Regions from separate parts of the Homo sapiens genome. Here regions 1, 2 and 4 are each linked to region 3. Evidence: chromatin contacts called from ENCODE Hi-C or POLR2A ChIA-PET data. All regions are on one chromosome and are shown on one strand. Each heading gives the region's core, a stretch centred on a gene start or an enhancer-like site at or near the end of the contact. The rest is flanking DNA. Distances are from core to core; before and after follow the strand shown.

What was found. Hi-C counts contacts between places; a loop is a spot of excess contacts on that map. ChIA-PET counts read pairs that join two places held with the same protein, here RNA polymerase II (POLR2A). Pooled maps may share reads with other maps.
Region 1: a pooled map shows a loop between it and region 3 (4-fold over the local background). The contact joins the promoter of PDE2A-AS2 here to the promoter of FCHSD2 in region 3. A Hi-C loop is called at or near these places in 1 of 50 pooled maps. POLR2A ChIA-PET finds 5 or more read pairs at or near these places in 2 of 52 experiments (A673 and T-cell).
Region 2: a loop to region 3 is called in a map of gastrocnemius medialis, with 26 times the contacts of the local background. The contact joins the promoter of INPPL1 here to the promoter of FCHSD2 in region 3. A Hi-C loop is called at or near these places in 4 of 168 maps with a recorded cell type or tissue (CD4-positive, alpha-beta T cell, OCI-LY7, gastrocnemius medialis and 1 more), 2 of 37 single-sample maps with no recorded cell type and 12 of 50 pooled maps.
Region 4: a loop to region 3 is called in a pooled map, with 5 times the contacts of the local background. The contact joins the promoter of UCP2 here to the promoter of FCHSD2 in region 3. A Hi-C loop is called at or near these places in 1 of 168 maps with a recorded cell type or tissue (OCI-LY7), 7 of 37 single-sample maps with no recorded cell type and 10 of 50 pooled maps. POLR2A ChIA-PET finds 5 or more read pairs at or near these places in 2 of 52 experiments (GM12878 and K562).

What each region holds. Positions count from the first base shown.
Region 1 is chr11:72,582,626-72,585,861 of GRCh38, forward strand. PDE2A-AS2 (PDE2A antisense RNA 2) reads left to right here and starts at 1,981. Exons shown (of 2, transcript XR_001748291.2): 1 at 1,981-2,431. PDE2A (phosphodiesterase 2A) reads right to left here. Exons shown (of 31, transcript NM_002599.5): 15 at 2,929-2,968; 16 at 2,746-2,809; 17 at 2,247-2,319; 18 at 1,926-2,103; 19 at 1,576-1,688; 20 at 813-890. RefSeq lists enhancers at 1,664-2,187, 2,188-2,709 and silencers at 1,812-1,921, 3,152-3,236.
Region 2 is chr11:72,223,517-72,227,571 of GRCh38, forward strand. It overlaps INPPL1 (inositol polyphosphate phosphatase like 1), which reads left to right and starts at 1,251. Exons shown (of 28, transcript NM_001567.4): 1 at 1,251-1,650. The coding sequence starts at 1,469. RefSeq lists silencers at 207-606, 1,157-1,516, 1,527-1,736 and an enhancer at 3,142-3,501.
Region 3 is chr11:73,140,734-73,145,421 of GRCh38, forward strand. FCHSD2 (FCH and double SH3 domains 2) reads right to left here and starts at 1,585. Exons shown (of 20, transcript NM_014824.3): 1 at 1,124-1,585. The coding sequence starts at 1,144. RefSeq lists enhancers at 1-182, 183-804, 304-533, 2,404-2,513, 2,594-2,733 and 1 more and silencers at 714-853, 1,254-1,633, 1,794-2,173.
Region 4 is chr11:73,979,475-73,984,150 of GRCh38, forward strand. UCP2 (uncoupling protein 2) reads right to left here and starts at 3,369. Exons shown (of 8, transcript NM_003355.3): 1 at 3,247-3,369; 2 at 2,002-2,158. RefSeq lists enhancers at 895-954, 4,206-4,676 and silencers at 3,280-3,489, 3,790-3,949.

The sequences.
Region 1 (3,236 bases), core at 731-3,230, 560 kb before region 3:
CTCAAATTCCCATGGCAGGTGGGGGATCCGTCACCCAGAATGTACCACAGTTGGGCCACCACGCTGTGGACTGTAACTGGGCAGGAAATCACCACCCTCCCCTCACAGCCCTGCAGCCCACCCCGCGCGCCTCCCTGCAGGTGACCACCCTTTATCTGTAACAGCATAACCTTGGCAAAGATCGACAACACCCCTTCATGACACCCCCTAACCATGGCAGCATTTCATACACAGTAACTGTAGCAGTCCTCCTTTTGTGGAGACCTTTCTACTCTCTAACCTTAACTCTTCCTACTACAGTTTTGATCCAACTCACAAGGTCTGGGCCTCTCTGGTTTGGACACAGGTGAGAGGAAATGTCCAAATGAACAGCGACTACCATATACATGGAACTAAGCCAGCTTTTGTGACCCAGGGTAGGGAATGGGATAGATTATCAGCAATTAAGACTGCCCAGGGCTGCATGGGCATTGTACCTAGGGAAGCCATGGGGACGGGTCCTGGGTGAGCTTCCTAGCCCTCAGTAATTCCCAAGATGGGAATTATTCCCTGAACATGGGGAATACCTGGCTGAACCAATTACTCCCTGGGCTGGTTCCTCTGGCTACTTCCAGCCTTGGGACTGAGCTCAGAAGCAGCTTGGAGGAGAGGTCTCTAAGCAGGGGTGGGAGCTGCCCCTAAGGAGGGCAGGAGGCCTGCTGTGGCTCTGGGCCTATCCTCTCATCCTCAGTAGAGATTGATCAGGAAGCCCTGCCTGGCCCTGGGTCCCCGGGGAATCTGGGAGGAGGACCAGAGGTCTCTGCAAGCCTCACCTTCATGTGGTACATCATCATCTCATTGGCCAGGTGGCTGCGATACTGAGCCTCATTCACTTTTTTGTATAGGAGAGACTAGGGGAAAGAGGGAAAGATGGGGCTCAAGGAAGGTGGCTGTGAAAATTTAGCAATGCCCAGGACTGGGATGAAGGGGTCAAAAAGACACCCCACTTCCTGTCCCATTCTGGCCCCAGTCAAAACCTTCAAGCTCCAGTCCACAGTAAAGACCCCACCCCCACTTTCATCCAGACCCCGCGCCGGTTCCTCCTCATCAAGTTCTCCCAGCATTTGGTCTGGCCCTTTGCACTCCCCCACACCTGATCCAGGCTTCAGTGATGGAGCCCAAGGCCCATGGCAGGGAAGGAGAAGCAAGGAGGGGATCATGTCAGGGACCTTGGGGCTGGATTCCCAGGCCAGAGCGCCAGTAGGCCTGGACACCGAGACCCAGCACTTCCAAAAAAGCACTCGGCTTGGGTTGAGACTGCTTCCAGGGAAGAGAGGAGGTTTTGACAACGGGAGTTTCTCATGGTCCCAGGAGGCTGAGTGGACAGGGCAGGAAATCGTATGCCCAATTTTTAGATGGGAAACTGAGCCCAGAGGTGGCCAGCGTGTCCTGAAGGCTGCACCCCAGCGGCGGGACTCTGAGTGCCAGACCAAGGGATCAATCCACAAGGAGAGTCAGTCGGAGGAGGAGAACCGAGGGTCCTTCGTGGGCCCCGCCCCCTATCACCCCACACCCCACTCCCAACCCCGCCCTCACATGGGCGATGCTGATGCCGCAGTAGATGGAGAAGGCCGTCGCCAGGTCCTCGTCGAACTTGCTGAACCATGGCCCATTGATCTTGTTCACCAGCTCGGCCACACCGATGACCTCTGGGGAAGGGAGAGGGGCAAGGAACCACCGGTGGAGGGAGGGATCGGTTGGAGGGAGGGATCCGGCCGGGACCTGCCCTCGCAGTTTCCGCAGGTTACGTACGTCCCAGGCATGGAACCCGACTCCCTTATGCTCCGGGACGCTGGAGGCGGTGGGGAAGTGTTGCCACCCCCGCTCGCTCGGACCCGCCCCGCCCGGCGCAGGCCCCGCCCCTCCGCCCGGGCCGCCACGCGCACCCTGGTTCTCGTTCTTGATGGGGAAGCAGAGGATGTTGCGCGTGCGGAAGCCGGTGCTGTCGTCCACGCCGCGGTAGAAAAGCGGATGGGCATATGCGTCAGGGATGTTCAGGATCTGGCCCGTGGTCGCCACGTGTCCCGCGATGCCCTGATCGGCCGGGATGCGGATCTCATAGCTCTGCCGGAGCAGAGATGGAGTCGAGAGGAAGAAGTTAGTGACCCGGCCACAGAGGGGACTGTTAAACCTCGGGCCGCTCCCCAGCGCCGCCGGCGGACTCCCGGACACCCCTAGGGCCACATACTCCCTCCACACCCTCTCACCTCATCATCCACCACGCCCCCGTCGAACACCTTGGCCACCAGCTCATTCTGATCCAGCAGGAACACAGAGCAGCTGTGGAGGGAGGGGTTTGGTCCTCTGGGGCCTGACAACCCCCTCTGATCGCCCTCACGTCCCATAAGGAGGCAAAGGCCGGATTTCCGAGGCCTGGGAGGAGTGCTCCAAGGTAAGACACTCTGCTCAGGGCTGGCTGGCTCCAGAAACGTGTCCATTCAAGTGTTTTGTTTTTTTTTTTTTTTGGAAGCACCTACTATGTGCCAGGCACTGTGATAGGAGCTGAGGATCCAAAGCCAGCCCTGTCCCTGCTGTATTGGAGCCTACAGTCTAGCGAGGGAGACAGGCATGAAATAAAGGATCCCTCAAAAGGTGATGAAGTCCCGCAGAAGGCAGAGAAAGGGAAGTGGGTGGGGCAGGAAAGGAGATGATGGGGACTGAAGGCCACAGCCTCTCTCGCCCTGTCCCCTGGGTAGAGTCACTCACATCTCTGCGTTGCTGAGGTTTCTGGCCTCCGTGATGATCTCCTGGAGCAGGACAGAGACGTCATCTGGGGAAGGGAGAAGACCAGGCAGGGTGAGACCAGGCTGCCAAGACCTCCCGCCTCTCCTCTGCAAATGCCAGCCCCCATGCCCACACACAGCCAGGCAGAGAGAACAGTGCACTCACCCAGGTGGGTGAAGAGGTTCTTTGCCACTTGGAGAAGAGCCTGGAATGAAGGAAATGGAGATCATAGGGGGGTCGGGGTGTAGGGGTCACCCTATCCAACCTCCTGCCTCCAACAGCACCCGGGTCTTCTCCTTCCTTCCCTAGGGCTCACTGGACAAGCCAGAAACTGTCAGTGTCTAATTATATCATTTGGCTACTAAGTGAAGGAGTGAGGGAATAGCCCCGGTGCAGGTGAGGAGTCTCCTGAGTGTCTCAGCCGCCTTCACGCCAGCTCTAGCTGCCTAGGTGTTGCTGTAGTGCCCAAATTG
Region 2 (4,055 bases), core at 1-2,500, 920 kb before region 3:
CGGGGGCGAGTGCTAATAATACCCGTTCGTTCCGCAGCCGCGCTTTACAGTTTACACAGCTGTCACCTTCGTTTCTCCTTAATTAATAATAAAAATAGCCGCCGTTCGGGAGCGCGGGCTGGGCGCCAGGCCCGGTGCCGAGCGCGGTACGAGCTCGGCCCCCAGAGCCGGCCCTCGCCACAGGATCCCCATTTTCCAGAGCGGGAAGCCGACGCTCAACCCCGCGCCGCGACTTGCCCGAGGTCACCCAGTGGGCCAGCGGCTCCGGGACCGAGGCGCGGGGCGGGGTGAGGCGAGGCGCGGTGCTGCCCCCGGCTCCCCGGGGCGGCGCGGGGCGGGGCGGGCGGCGCGGAGGGCGGGGGCGCGCGCGGATGGCCATCTTAAGTGGCCGCCTGGAGCCCAGGGCCGCTGTCCGGGGAAGGGGGCGCCGGAGCAGCCCGGGAGGTGGGGGTCTGCGTGCGGCGGCCGGGATCCCGGGAGGGAACTTTCTACTAGACGGGCCAGGGATCCTCCTGGCTTCGGACTGCTGAACCCCCTCAAGGCCCGGCCTGCGGGTGTGGGGGGTGGTGCTGGGGAACTTGGCCGAGAGGGGGAAGGGCTCTGCGGGGCTGGGAGGGGCTGCGTGAGAGGCTCGAGAACGTCGCACCTCGTCTGGGCCCCCCGCCAGAGTAAGAATCTTCAGAAGCCTGGTTAGCCAGGGAATCTCCCCGCAGGCTTTGCCGGGGGACGGTTCCCGTGGAGTTGGGGGTTCAGATCTAAGAGGGGGCTGCATTTCGCAGGAGTTGGGGGCCCCGCCCGCTTGGGTGGAGGGAAGAGGATGGGTAGGGGGTGGTCCTGGATCCTTCGCAGGTTTGGGGAACTCGATGCAGCCAAGCTGTAAGGGGGACGAGAGGAAGAGCCATGGAGTGGAATCAGACCTTTATGGGGCTTAGGGGTCATATCATTGGGAGAACTGAGAAGCGCTGAATTCTCCAGGGGGTGCCTGGATCCCGAAGTGTCGGGGCCAGGATGGGGGGACTCGGATTTCGATGGGGATTTGGGGACTGGATCTCCTCGGGTGAATGATGGGGGCAGGATCATTGTGGGGTCTGGGAGGTCCCGGGCCCTTCGGGAAGGTGGGGGCACCGTCCCCGCAGGAGGAGCTGGGGGCAGGGGCGGCCCGGGCTGCGGGCCGAGCGGAGGGGGAGGGGGCGGCAGCCGGCCCTGCGCTCCGCTCCTGCCCCTCCCCCGCCGCCTCTGAACAAACTTTTCTTTCTCTTCAAGTTGAGGCCGGCGCTGCAGGCAGCGGCGGCTGCGCGGTGAACGAGGCGGCCTGCGCGGCGGAGTGCTGAGTCCCGATCCCCGGCTCTGTCCGGCCCACGGATCCTCAAGCCCGGGCCCCGGGCCCGGCCCCAGCCTCAGCCCTGAGCGTCTCGGGGCGGATGGCGCGGGGCGGCGGGGGCGGGCGGTGCTGAGCCCTGCGCGGGCCATGGCCTCGGCCTGCGGGGCGCCGGGCCCGGGGGGCGCCCTGGGCAGCCAGGCCCCCTCCTGGTACCACCGCGACCTGAGCCGGGCGGCCGCGGAGGAGCTGCTGGCCCGGGCGGGCCGCGATGGCAGCTTCCTGGTCCGAGACAGCGAGAGCGTGGCGGGGGCCTTCGCGCTCTGCGTCCTGTGAGTGGGGCGGGGGCTCCTTGCGGGCTGGCGTGGACCGGGAGCGCGGGCACGGCCGGGTGTGGAAAGGGCCCGGGTGAGGGTTTCTGGGGCGGTGGGACGCCAGACCCGCCTCCACCCCCCAGAGTGGGAGCCTTGGCTTTCTCCTGGGTCTGAGGAGGGACGCAGGGGCACTTCCTGCTGTGTGTCTGGGGGCACTTTCAGGAGCCTTGAGGGTAGAGAATATGGGGTTCTGTGGCCCAGTGTGACTGTGATGACGAAAAATTCGGGCATTCCCCGGCAGACCCCTTCAGGCATCCTCCAGGTAGAAGGGAGCAGGGGAGAGGATGTGCATTCCACGTTGTGTGCAGTCCCGTTTGGATAGGGACTGAGTGGTGAGCAGGAGAGGGAGTCGGGGCAGAGGGACTGACGGGGTGTGTGGGGATGCCTGGCAGCTTCCTTAGGGCCCCTTTCGGTGCTTTGGGGTTCTGCCTGGCCGTGTATGGGTGGTGGGGGCGGTGATGGGTGGTGTAGAGAGGAAGGCTTGGGGAAGCAGAGGCTGAGGCTGTATGGGACCTTGCCATTATTTCTGAACCAATGAGTGAGTGTTTGAGCCCTGGCTCTGGGCTTGAGCCCTGGTTACCTGGCTGCCCTAGCCCTGAGCTATGAGTGCTGAGTGAGAGCAGAGCCAGACTTGGTGCTTCTCTGAGTGGGCCAGGTCCTGTGGCTGTGCCTTTCAGCCCAGTGTGGTTGGTAGTGGTGCTGGGGTGAGTTAGCACTCTTGGTTTTGCAGCCTTCTAGCGGCTTTGTACCTCCTGCCCTGCAGTCTGACATTGAGTTGGCTTCTGTGGGCCCAGTGAGTGGGAATCTGTGGGGGCTGCTTTATTTAGATCAGTTATTTAGATCTTTATTTAGATCTTTCTTAGCTCTGTGAACCCCCTCCCAAACTCCTGTCCCACTGTACCTTCCTTACCCCTTTGTTCTCCTGACATCTTTGGTCGGGGCGCACATTAGCCTAGACCAGGGGAGACCTTTTTTTTTTTTTTTTTTTTTGAGAAAGAGTCTCGCTCTGTTGCCCAGGCTGGAGTGCAGTAGTGCAATCTCGGCTCACTGCAACCTCCGCCTCCTGGATTCAAGTGATTCTTCTGCCTCTGCCTCGCCAGTAGCTGGGATTACAGGCGCTCGCCACCAAGCCCAGCTAATTTTTGTATTTTTAGTAGAGATGGGGTTTCACCATATTGGCCAGGCTGGTCTTGAACTCCTGACCTCAAGTGATCCACCTGCCCCGGCCTCTCAAAGTGCTAGGATTACAGGTGGAGCCACCTCGCCCAGCTGGGGAGACATTTTTAATTGTCACAACTGGGATGGTGCTATTGACATCTAGTGGGTAGAAGCCGGGGATACTGCTAAACATTCTACAGTGCACAAGAGAGTCCCCCACAACAAAGAACTGTGCAATCCAAAATGTCAGTGGTATGGAGGTTGAAAAACTCTAGCCTAGGCAATTGACCCAACAAGGAAGGGGCCCTATAAGTCTTAGCTTAGGCCTCAAGTCTGAGGCCCAGTAGGGGGAGACTAAGGAGGGACAGACTAGGCAGATGAATATCCCCAAGTCCTGCTTCCCAGCCCCCTCTGAGGCATACCCCCTAATTAGGCTGGGGAGGGAGGCAGGTGCTGGGTCAGCTGTTGAGTGGGAGGGGGACAGCTGGGGCCTGTGTCTGGGTGAGGAACATTATTGTCCCAGGAGGGGGAGAATCCTGGCCTCATTGCCAAGGGAGGCTGTGAATGGGGTGAGGGGTCTGTCTGTGAGTGGGGGCTTCAGGTTTGCCAGCTGACTCTGGCTCTTCCCCGCATCTCAAGAGCCTGGGGGTAAGGATCAGACGTGGGCGATCAGACGTGGGCAATATCTTAGATTTGCCAAATACACACATACTTGCTTACCTGTATACATTCCGGGTGTTCATGGATAACATGCAAGACACGCCCCTGCCCCAGCAGGCACAGGCAATCTGACCAGCAAGCTAGGATACTGGCCCTGGCTTCTGCCATGGTTTAAAATCCCAACTCCACCTTTTACTTACTCTGTGGCCTTAGGAAAATCACTTTTATTCTTTGAGCCTGTTTCCTCAGCTGGAGAATGGGGATAATAATATCTGTTTAGAAGTGTGAGAATTAAGTAAGATTTATAGGACACTGGGTACCCAGCGTGTCACAGATAGGATTCAGTTAATGGTATGCTATTGTAATAAACACAGATAGTGTTTGTAATAGTCTACAAAGGAACACCTGGTGACAGACACTCACCCAGCATAAGCAGCCAGGAGAGTCACCTAGGGTGACTCCTGGGTGACTCCTTGGGGAAGCATGCCCTGAGGTGCGGAGGCAGAGGATCTTCCATCCCCCGCTGATTGTGCACCTGGCTCAGC
Region 3 (4,688 bases), core at 335-2,834:
AACTACCCCGGGAAGCCGATCCCCGTGGAGGCTCCACTTCAAACAGCGGAGAACAGCAAATGCCTGCTGGCCAGAGAGCCTCGCCCGCCAGGCCGGGGCCCCAGGGTTCGAAGTTAACGGTCAGTCTGGAATCTCGGCCTCAGCAGTGGGACCACCCGGAGGGGTGGGGGTACATGTTCGAAAGAAAAGGACTCACTTAAATGGAGAAACCCGGATTAGGAAAGAGAGAAAGCAGCGGCAGCAGACACGGGTGAGTTAGGCGTTAGGCAAATGTTTGCCCACGAGGGGAGGACAGAACGGCCTCATCCACCCAGTGCCCAGAGTAGACATTCAGTATCCATCTGTAGGATTAAAAAGACAAGGACACAGCCTCGGCCCCTGGGAAAGCTGGGGAAGGGCGCAGCGGGGAGACTGATGACAAGCCGGGTGCATCCGTCACTCCCACCCTGGTCATCCAACCCCGGATCGCAGTGCACACCCCACGCACCTCCCGGGCCCGGTCCTCGCTTTTCTGAAGACAGCACGACAGCCTCCTCGCCCCTCAGCCGGGGACGAGGCAGGACCCGTCAATCCTTAATTTGTTTTCCCTTGGGGTGGGGAGGCGGTGACTATTCCAACTTCTTTTCGGCCGCCCCGTGGGAAAAGCAGGCCAAACCCTAAGGCTAGGCTAGAAACAAATCCCCCGCAAATTTGCAAACGGGCGGGGCTGGCGACAAGCGGCTGGAGGGCTCAAAGCTGGTGCAGACTAAACAATCACACACGCACAAGGCTCTGCAAAGCTGCAGGGGCGTCCCCGCCTCCCCCTCGGTGCAGCCCCGAGAATGCACTTTGCAGCGGGCAGCATTGCCATGCGCGCGCACACACACAAATGCACACCCGAAACTCTTGTGAAATGTCTGGGGGTCTCCTGCGTTAGAGGACGGACGAGCCCCGGCGGCCCCTCTGTCGGAAAGGCAACTCACACGCGCGCCCCCCACCTGGAGCCGGCGGCAAGTCGGTGACAAGCCCAAGACGAGGGCGGTCACGGCCCCTTGCGGGAGGGGGAAGGGGCGCAGCGGTCGCCCCAGCCGCGTTCCGCGTACGCATCTCTCCGAACCCCAAAGCCCCCCAGCTGCGCCCTTACCTTCCTCGGCGGCGGCTGCATGATGCTGAAGGGACATCAATCCTCCCCGACGGCAGCGTTAGCAAGGACCAGGAGGAGGAGGAGGGCCGGAGAGGAGGGGACGGCCCAGCGAGCGCGCGCGTGTGTGAAAGGAGCGCTTAAGAAGCAAGACTTGCCCCGGAGGGAGCAGGCCAGCGGGCGGCAGGCGGACCCCAGCCAGAGAGCGAGTGTGAGGAGACGAGGGAGGAGCACCGGGAAGGCTTGGGGCCCGGGCGGCCCGGGCGGCCCGGGGGTGTGTGAGGAAGGAGGCGGAGACGGCGAGGGGGCGGGGGCCCCAGGAGCAGGGGCGCGAGGGTCTCAGCCGGCCGGGCGGCGGGTTAGCCGCAGCCGCGTTGTCCGCGCTCCCGGTCGGCCGCCTGCGCCGCCGCTCCCGGCGGACGCAGCGGCCCCCACCCCACCCACTCAGGCGGCCCGGCCCTCGCTGGGCCTAACGCCCCCGCCCGCCCGGGAGGAGGAAGGTGGCGCCGCTCTCCCCGCTAGGGCTCCACCACTCAGGCCGCGGGAATTTCCGGCCTCGCCGCGCGGCGCAGCGCCCCGCTCCGGATGCTGAGGGAACCGCTCTGTCCAGAGCGGGGTTCGAGGGGCCGGTCCGGGCTGCCAGGAGGGAGCTAGGCCACGGCACGGGGCTTCGTACCGCGGCAGGGGAAGGGGGAAGCTAACGGATTGGTCGGTGGGTGGGAGGTGTAGAAACGCCAGCGCCACGCGAAAATCCCCCCTTTCTCTCCGAGAGTGGCACGTTCCAGACGCCTCCTGCCCTCCCTCCCCCACGCTGGGAGCCAGCCGGGGGCTTCCCGCGCGCTTTCCCGCCAGCTCGCCCCGGCGCGCGCGTCTCCGCTCGGGGGCGCGCACGTGGGCGGGAGAGGGCTCCGCGCCGACGCACGCGCACAGGCCGCCCCCGCCTCCTGCCTGCCTTTGCGTGTGTGTGTGTGTGTGTGTGTGTGTGTGTGTGTGTGTGTGTGTGTGTGTGTGTGTGTGTCGGGGGGCGCGGGGGACGACGCTCGCAGGGAAACGTTTGCAGTGGGGAGGGGGGCGCAGCATGCCTGTGGGATACGAGAATTCCGGCGTTTTCTTCCTCTCAGCCCCTCAACACCCTACTCTCCCTACCAGCTAGATGTGCGCGAGAGAGGCGAGCAAGGACAAGTCGCTTTGCGGCTGGCCGCAGGTGCCAGGCCATTGCGATTGTAGGGCGGAAAGGCAGTTGCTCTGCAAAGGAAACGGCGGCACTCTACTGCAGGGCATTCAAGTCAAACATCACTGACTCCGCTGAGAGGGAGCCAAGAGAACGTTAAGGCCGAGGCCCCCGTTTCACAGACGGGGAGGCAAGTGCCCATAGAGGGAAGCCTTTCTAAAGGTTACACAGCAGGACTAGAATCTGCGTCAGGAAGTGTTCTATGGGTTATTTTAAAAAAGAAACAGGTGCAGGATAATAAGCACGAGGAAAAGTAGAAGAGGCAGGAGAGGCCATAGAGGAAGCCCTTGTCTGGGAGTCAGGATCTCTGGGTGCCAGTCCACTTTGCCTGCTCCTTAACAGGCTAGGTGAGCTCGGCTTCCTTATCTGCCAGTGAGGGTGCTTATCTAAGCAGTGCACCCCACCACCACACATGAACCTTCCTGCTCTGTTCAGACCATCTACGGGGGAGTTTATCGACCTCCCTTGGGGTCCTCAGAAGAGGAATACCTCTTCCCCATGCCCAGGGAGGTTTTTTTTTTTTTTTTGAGTCACGGGGCTGTGTGGAGGCTGAGCTGGATTACTCCACCGTTTTTTCAGAAGTTGAGATCCCAGACAGCTGTTCTCAGAAGTGCAGTCAGGCCTAAGAGGAAGGTGAATGAGGCCTGGATAGACGAGTAACTTCCCAGATGACCACATGACCAGAAATTGAAAAGGTGGAACTTCAACCCAGGTTGTTTACATTGAGTTAGACTAGATTCTTGTACAGAAAAGTGACAGAGCTGTGTTTTGAATAAGATTAATCTAGAGCTGTGTATGAACTAGGAGACTAGTCTTGCTTTTTCTGGCTTCAAAAGTTAGCCCTTCACCAGAATCCTTAATCAAATCAGGGAAGGCCTGGGGCAAGGGGACAGGTGGATGGAGGCCCAGGGCCCTGACAGCTGCGGGGTGGCAGCTAGAGCCCAGGCCATAGGTAGCGTAGGCTGGGCTCCAGTCTCAGCTCCACCACCAATTTATTGTGAAGCGTTGAGCTAGTCAATTCACTTATTTCAGCCTTGTTTCCTCACTTGTAAAATGGAGGTATAATGCTAGCCTCATAGGCTTACTGTATTAAATAGAATTTCTCCTACCACAGGGCCTGGCATGTAGTGCTTAATAAGTGCTTATTGAGGCCAGGCGCGGTGGCTCACGCCTGTAATCCCAGCACTTTGGGAGGCCGAGGTGGCCAGATCACAAGGTCAAGAGATCGAGGCCATCCTGGCTAACACGGTGAAACCCCGTCTCTACTAAAAATACAAAAAATTAGCCAGACGTGATGGCGGGTGCCTGTAGTCCCAGCTACTCAGGAGGCTGAGGCAGGAGAATAGCGTGAACCCGGGAGGTGGAGCTTGCAGTGAGCAGAGATGGCACCACTGCACTCCAGCCTGGGGGACAGAACGAAACTCCGTCTCAAAAAAAAATAAAAAATAAAAAATAAAATAAGTGCTTATTGATTCATCATTCATTCAAAAAATACTTGCTAAAGTCCTGCTTTGTTCCAAGCCTGTGCCAGGCACTGGGGTTCTAGAGATGAGCAAGATAGAATCAGCCTTCGCCAAGACTGAGTTCCAGACCAACCATTCCTTGAATGACACTGGGCTAGTGGAAGAGGAGTAACACAGTACTTGGCCCGGATGCAGTGTCATGCACATAACAAGTGCTTAACAAAGATTTGCTGAATCCTAGTCTTGGGTGCAACTGGTCTGGCCCAGAGATTATCCTCCCTTCACCTCTCTTCTTAGGAAGTGAGCACTGGGGTATAATGGTGCTGGATGTTGGGAGACATGGGATCCAGCCTCTACCATGGATCTAGTGGGTCTTCTCTGGGCCTTGGTGCTGGCCTGCAGAATAAGATAAGTGAGTGAGCCTAGAACTTAGGAGGCTCTTCACAGAAGAAGTCAGACCCTGGGGATTTCGTTTATGCATATAGGAGGGCATCCTCTACCTGATTTGCCACCGTTCTGAAGCCAGGAGTGGCACTGACTTTCTGGAATGATTTCCTTTGGAAGTGTTATAAAGAGCTAAGGGCAATACCAGATGGGCTTACCTACTAACTCCTATTTCAAAACTGTGATTTAAAAAAATTGTTTTAATACTTACCAAGTGTCTCTTCCAAACCCTAAACTTTCATATTACTTTTCCAAGCTAATCTTTACCCATGAGATAGTATTCGTTTCTTCATTTTTACTGATGGAGAACTGGAGGCTCAGTGGGGATAAGTGACTTGCCCTGACATGATAGACTTCAGACCATAACCCAGTTGTCCGATGAGGAATGTTCGTGTATGAAGAATGTTCAAAGGAATTGGGAGAGTTCCTA
Region 4 (4,676 bases), core at 2,119-4,618, 840 kb after region 3:
AGGTGGAGGTTGCAGTAGCTGAGATCGTGCCACTGCACTCCAGCCTAGGCGACAGAGCAAGACTCTGTTTCAAAAAACAGACAAACAAACAAAAAAAAACCTAGCACTTTGGGAGGCAGAGGTGGGAGGACTGCTTGAACCCAGGAGTTCAAGACCAGCCAGGGCAACATAATGAGACCCTGTCTAAAAAATATAAATAAAAATAAATTAGCTGGACATGGTGGTGCAGGCCTATAGTCCCAGCTACTTGGGACGATTGCTTGAGCCCAGGAGGTTGAGGCTGCAGTGAGCTGTGATTGTGCCACTGTGCTCCAGTCTGGGTGAGAGAGTGAGACCTTGTCTCAAAAAAAAAAAAAACAAACCCCAAAAAACCTAAGGACTTCTTAGATAAGGTAACATTTAGCTAGGTGATTTTGGGGGCTGAGAGTAAACTCTGGGGCATTAGACTCCTCCTGGCCTACCATGTGATGCAGAGAAAACTGCTCTCCTTTTTGTTTGGGCCAGTTTCCTTTCCTCCAACTTAGGGGGATCCGCACTTACACCACAAGACAGGCAGGGATGAGGGGTCCAGGTCAGAGCTGTGAAGAGTGATAAAGTAAACCAAAAGCCCCATTTTGTTCTGAGTTGGAACCACACCCTCCTCCACTGCCCCAGGAGGAAGTGAGCCCAGCACCCTAGTGGGGGAGGGTGACCTGCTTCTTCCCCTGAGCTTATTTCTTTGACTTCATTGGAGCAGCTGCTTTGAGCCCCGCCTGACTGCCTTTGTTGCTGGGGCTCAGGTGAAAGGGCTGGCTGGTGAAGGGAGTCAGCTGTGAACACAGAGACCCATGGAAACAAACAGCTCACCCAGCTTCCTCTTGGGCTTCTCACTCCAGGTGGCTGGGGCAAGCAGGGAAATGAAGATACTCACCATAGCAACTACACTGGGACCTATAGAACAGGGCCTGACCTTATTCCTGTTTCCCTCCAGCTTGCCCACGAGGCTCAGTGAAGACTGGTGCTCAAATGACAGATTGGGTTGATGAAGGTGCCCTCGGACTCCCCAGATTCCCTGCTCTGACACCCCCTTCCCCCAGGAGGTGCTCCACAACTTTCCCCACCCCAACGCCCAGGGCACTGTATTAGCTCAATCCTCAGAGCAGCCCTGCAAGGTGGCTGCCCTTATTTCCATGTGAGATGAGTAAGAGCCACACTTACAGGCACCAAAGCTGGTAGTATTTGCTTTGCACTGCTGCCCAGCTCCTCAGTTCGTTCTTGCTGTTTTATCAGCCCCAGGCACAGACAGGGCCTTTCACAAGGAAAGTTCTCACAGGCTGATTAAACAGTACTGAGAAGGCTCAGGCAAATGGTATCCCTTCTCTGGGCATCAGAGATATGATGACATGAGTCTGTCACATTCCTGACCTTGAGCTGGGTTGCAGGATGTTGTGAAGGCCAGAGAAGAATAAGACCCAGCTGCTGCCCAAAGACAAGTGCACAGAGGTTCAGCTGCCATATTCTGAATGTTGCCTTGGGCTTGCCAAGTCAGGTCCTTCAGAGGGTGGGTAAGATGGCCCTACTAACAGCAATTAAAATGCAGGACTAGAAATAGTTAATCCTATTTTACAGTCCCCAGCAAATAACCAGTTTCAGAGCCGGGCTGATTACCAATCTCGGTTTCAGGGATAGTCAAAAGCTAGCATCAATATGAAGTTAGAACAATAGGTTCCTGTCCTAGCTCTTCTGCTGGCTCCCGGGATGACTTGGGGCCAATCACTGTTACACGTGGGCCTCAGTTTTCTCCTTTATAAAATGGGGACCAAGATCCTTGGCTTGTCCGAGTCAGCTGAAGGGCCAGAATGAGAGCGGGGAGGTGTGAGAGTGCTCTGTGAACTGGAAAGAGCCACTTCACTGTCGGGGGTGGGGATGGTAATTATTTTTGTTAATGCCCTGCTGACTCCTGCCCCTAGACCACAGGGTTAGGAGGCAGCAAGAGACCTCTTCCTTGGACTGGACTCTTACCCGGCTTTGTAAGGTCTCACGGTGAGGCCTCCAAGATCAAGCTTCTCTAAAGGTGTCCCGTTCTTCAAAGCTGCCAGTGGCTATCATGGCCCGATCCCCTTGGTTTTCCATAGAAAATGGGTGGGAGACGAAACACCTAATGGTCATACTATGTGTCCTGTGGGTGAGCAAAGGCAGAGAGTTTAGAAAGGGCCACCTGCCCCAAGACACACAAGCCCACCCAATCCATGCCTTGGAGGGGGATGGGGAACAGGGCCCAGGGACTGGTTAAGTGCACACACTGGAAAGGGGAAAAGCAGGGCGGAAAATGAACCTAGGTACACTCCCCACCCCCACCCCACCTGCTTAATATCACAAATTGGTTCTCATCCAGACTTCTGCTTTTGTAACACTCAGTACTCTATATAAGCACCCCCTAGCACAGTCATCAGACTTTGGTGAGTGGGAGAGTTGTGAGGGGGTCACGATGGGACAGAGACTCTCCGGGAATTGGCTAGGTCCCAGGTCGGGCTGTGAGGAGGTTGGAAGGGCTGGGAGCCGGCCCTGCAGAGGCCAGATTGAGCAGCTCAAAGCCCACTAGAAAAAGCCCCCAAGCCCTGGGAAAGGCGGTGCAGGAACACTGCCTGGAGCTGCCTGGTAAGGGAGAGGTCATTGTGGTCATCGCTGATGGTCCCCATCCAAGGCAGGGCTCGGCATCGTGGTGGAAAGGAGGGAGTGAAAAGGTGGAGGCTCAAACGACAGCCAACTGAACGGGAGAGGGAAAGAACAAAAGGGACTAAGAAAAAGAGAGAAGAGAAATAAAGAACCAAGGACAGAAAGGATTAGCACAGGCCGGACCCGGAGGCTCATGCCTAAAATTCTAGGACTTTGTGAGGCCGAGGCGGGCGGATTGCTTGAGCTCAGCAGTTCGAGGCCAGCCTGGCCAACATGGCGAAACCCCATCTCTACAAAACACAAAAATTAGCCAGGCGTGGTGGCGGGCGCCTGTAATCCCAGCTACTCGGCAGGCGGATCGCTTGAACCTGGGAGGTGGAGGCTGCAGTGAGCCGAGATCGCGCCACTGCACTCCAGCCTGGGAGACAGAGCGAAAGCCTGTCTCAAACAAACAAACAAAAACAAAAAATAAAACCGAGAGAAAGAAAAGAGTACAAACTTGGGTGGGAGAGAAGGTAAATGGAAGAGCGGGCAGCGCACGCAGAACAAGCGTGGGGGGCGCAAAGGGCGCAGGGCTGGGGCCAGGCTCACCGAGCCGCAGGGAGAACACGGCAGTGCGTGCGGCTGTGTCTGTCGGCTGGCGGAGGGCGCGTCGGACGAGCCGGGCGAGCGTGGACAGTCAATCCCAAGGCGCGCGCAGCTGGGCTTCGCAGTGGGGCTCCGCGCAGGCGGCGGCGCGGCTTAAGCCTCGGGGGCGGGGCCCGGGGTGGGGCCTGCGGGGCGGGGCCGGGCCTGCCAGCTCCTACTTGGGTGCGGAGACCCTGGAGCAGCCGCCTTTCCGCGGGGACCGCCCCGCCTAGGGTTCTCTCCATGACTTTCTCCACTCCCGTTTCCGTGCGTCCCATCACCGCGTTTACTCCTTCGTTCCCCGAGATGGTCACTCCCTTGCCACTCCCCGCCTCTGCCTCACACTCTCTCGGGCCGCCAACCTCTGTGAGGATGGCAAGACTGACCGCCAGAAACAAGTCTTGTCCAGTCACACACCTCTTGCCTTCCCAGCCAGGACGGTTTCTAACAGCGTCCAGCGGGGCCGTGTCTTAAGTGCACTTCCTCTTTTATGGGCCCAGCCCCCCTACGCTGGGCAAACTACCCACCCTCCTGCGAGCGAGCGCGCGGCTGGCTCCTGCAGGGCGGGACTGGGGCCTCGCGACCGGCCTCGCTGTCGATTGGTTACAGCCGCCGCGTTGTCGGGGGAAGGAACCAATCAGAACTGCAGCAACAGGTGGCCCGGCAACCGACAACAGCCGTTGGGCTCGGCTGGGGTTCGCGCCTTCTCCCCCGGTGGAGCGGCCTGGCGTTTAGGGACCAGGACACTAAAGGCCCCGGCGGGGCGGGAGCACCCAGCGTGACCTCACGCTCCTACACACAGACAAGCAAACGGGCCGGCCCCCGCACGTGACAAGGCAGAGCCGGGCCCAGGCCAGCTGCCTGTCCAGCCCTGGGATGAGAAAAGGCGTCAGGAGATGGACCGGGCCTGGTTCGCCTTTAATTGGCTGACCCGTCCTGTGGGGGTAACTGACGCGTGAACAGCCAACAATTGGGCCCTCTGGCCGGGACAAACACGTGCGTTTGGGGAGTAGAAGAAGGCTGGTATTAACCTCCATTTTACAATGAGGAAACGGAGTCCCAAAGACGTTCAGTCATCTTCCTGATATTCACACACTTACACCCTGGTCAGGCCGGCGCCATATGTGTTTTCACCAGCAGAAGGGACTGCCAGGGAACAGCTGAGGGGACCAGAGCTGGGATGGGCCTGGATAATTATAGCGGAAAGAAAAACACGCCGAGCGCATGGTCCTGGCAGAAGCAGCGTGGAAACAGAAGTCAAGGCAGATTATTTCTGCCATGAGGAGATCTTGCCATGTAGGAAAAAAGAAAGAAAGAGAGGAAAGAAAGACAGAGAGAGAGAGAGGAAAGACAGAAAGACAAGAAAGAAAGAGAAAGAAAGAAAAGAAAAAAAA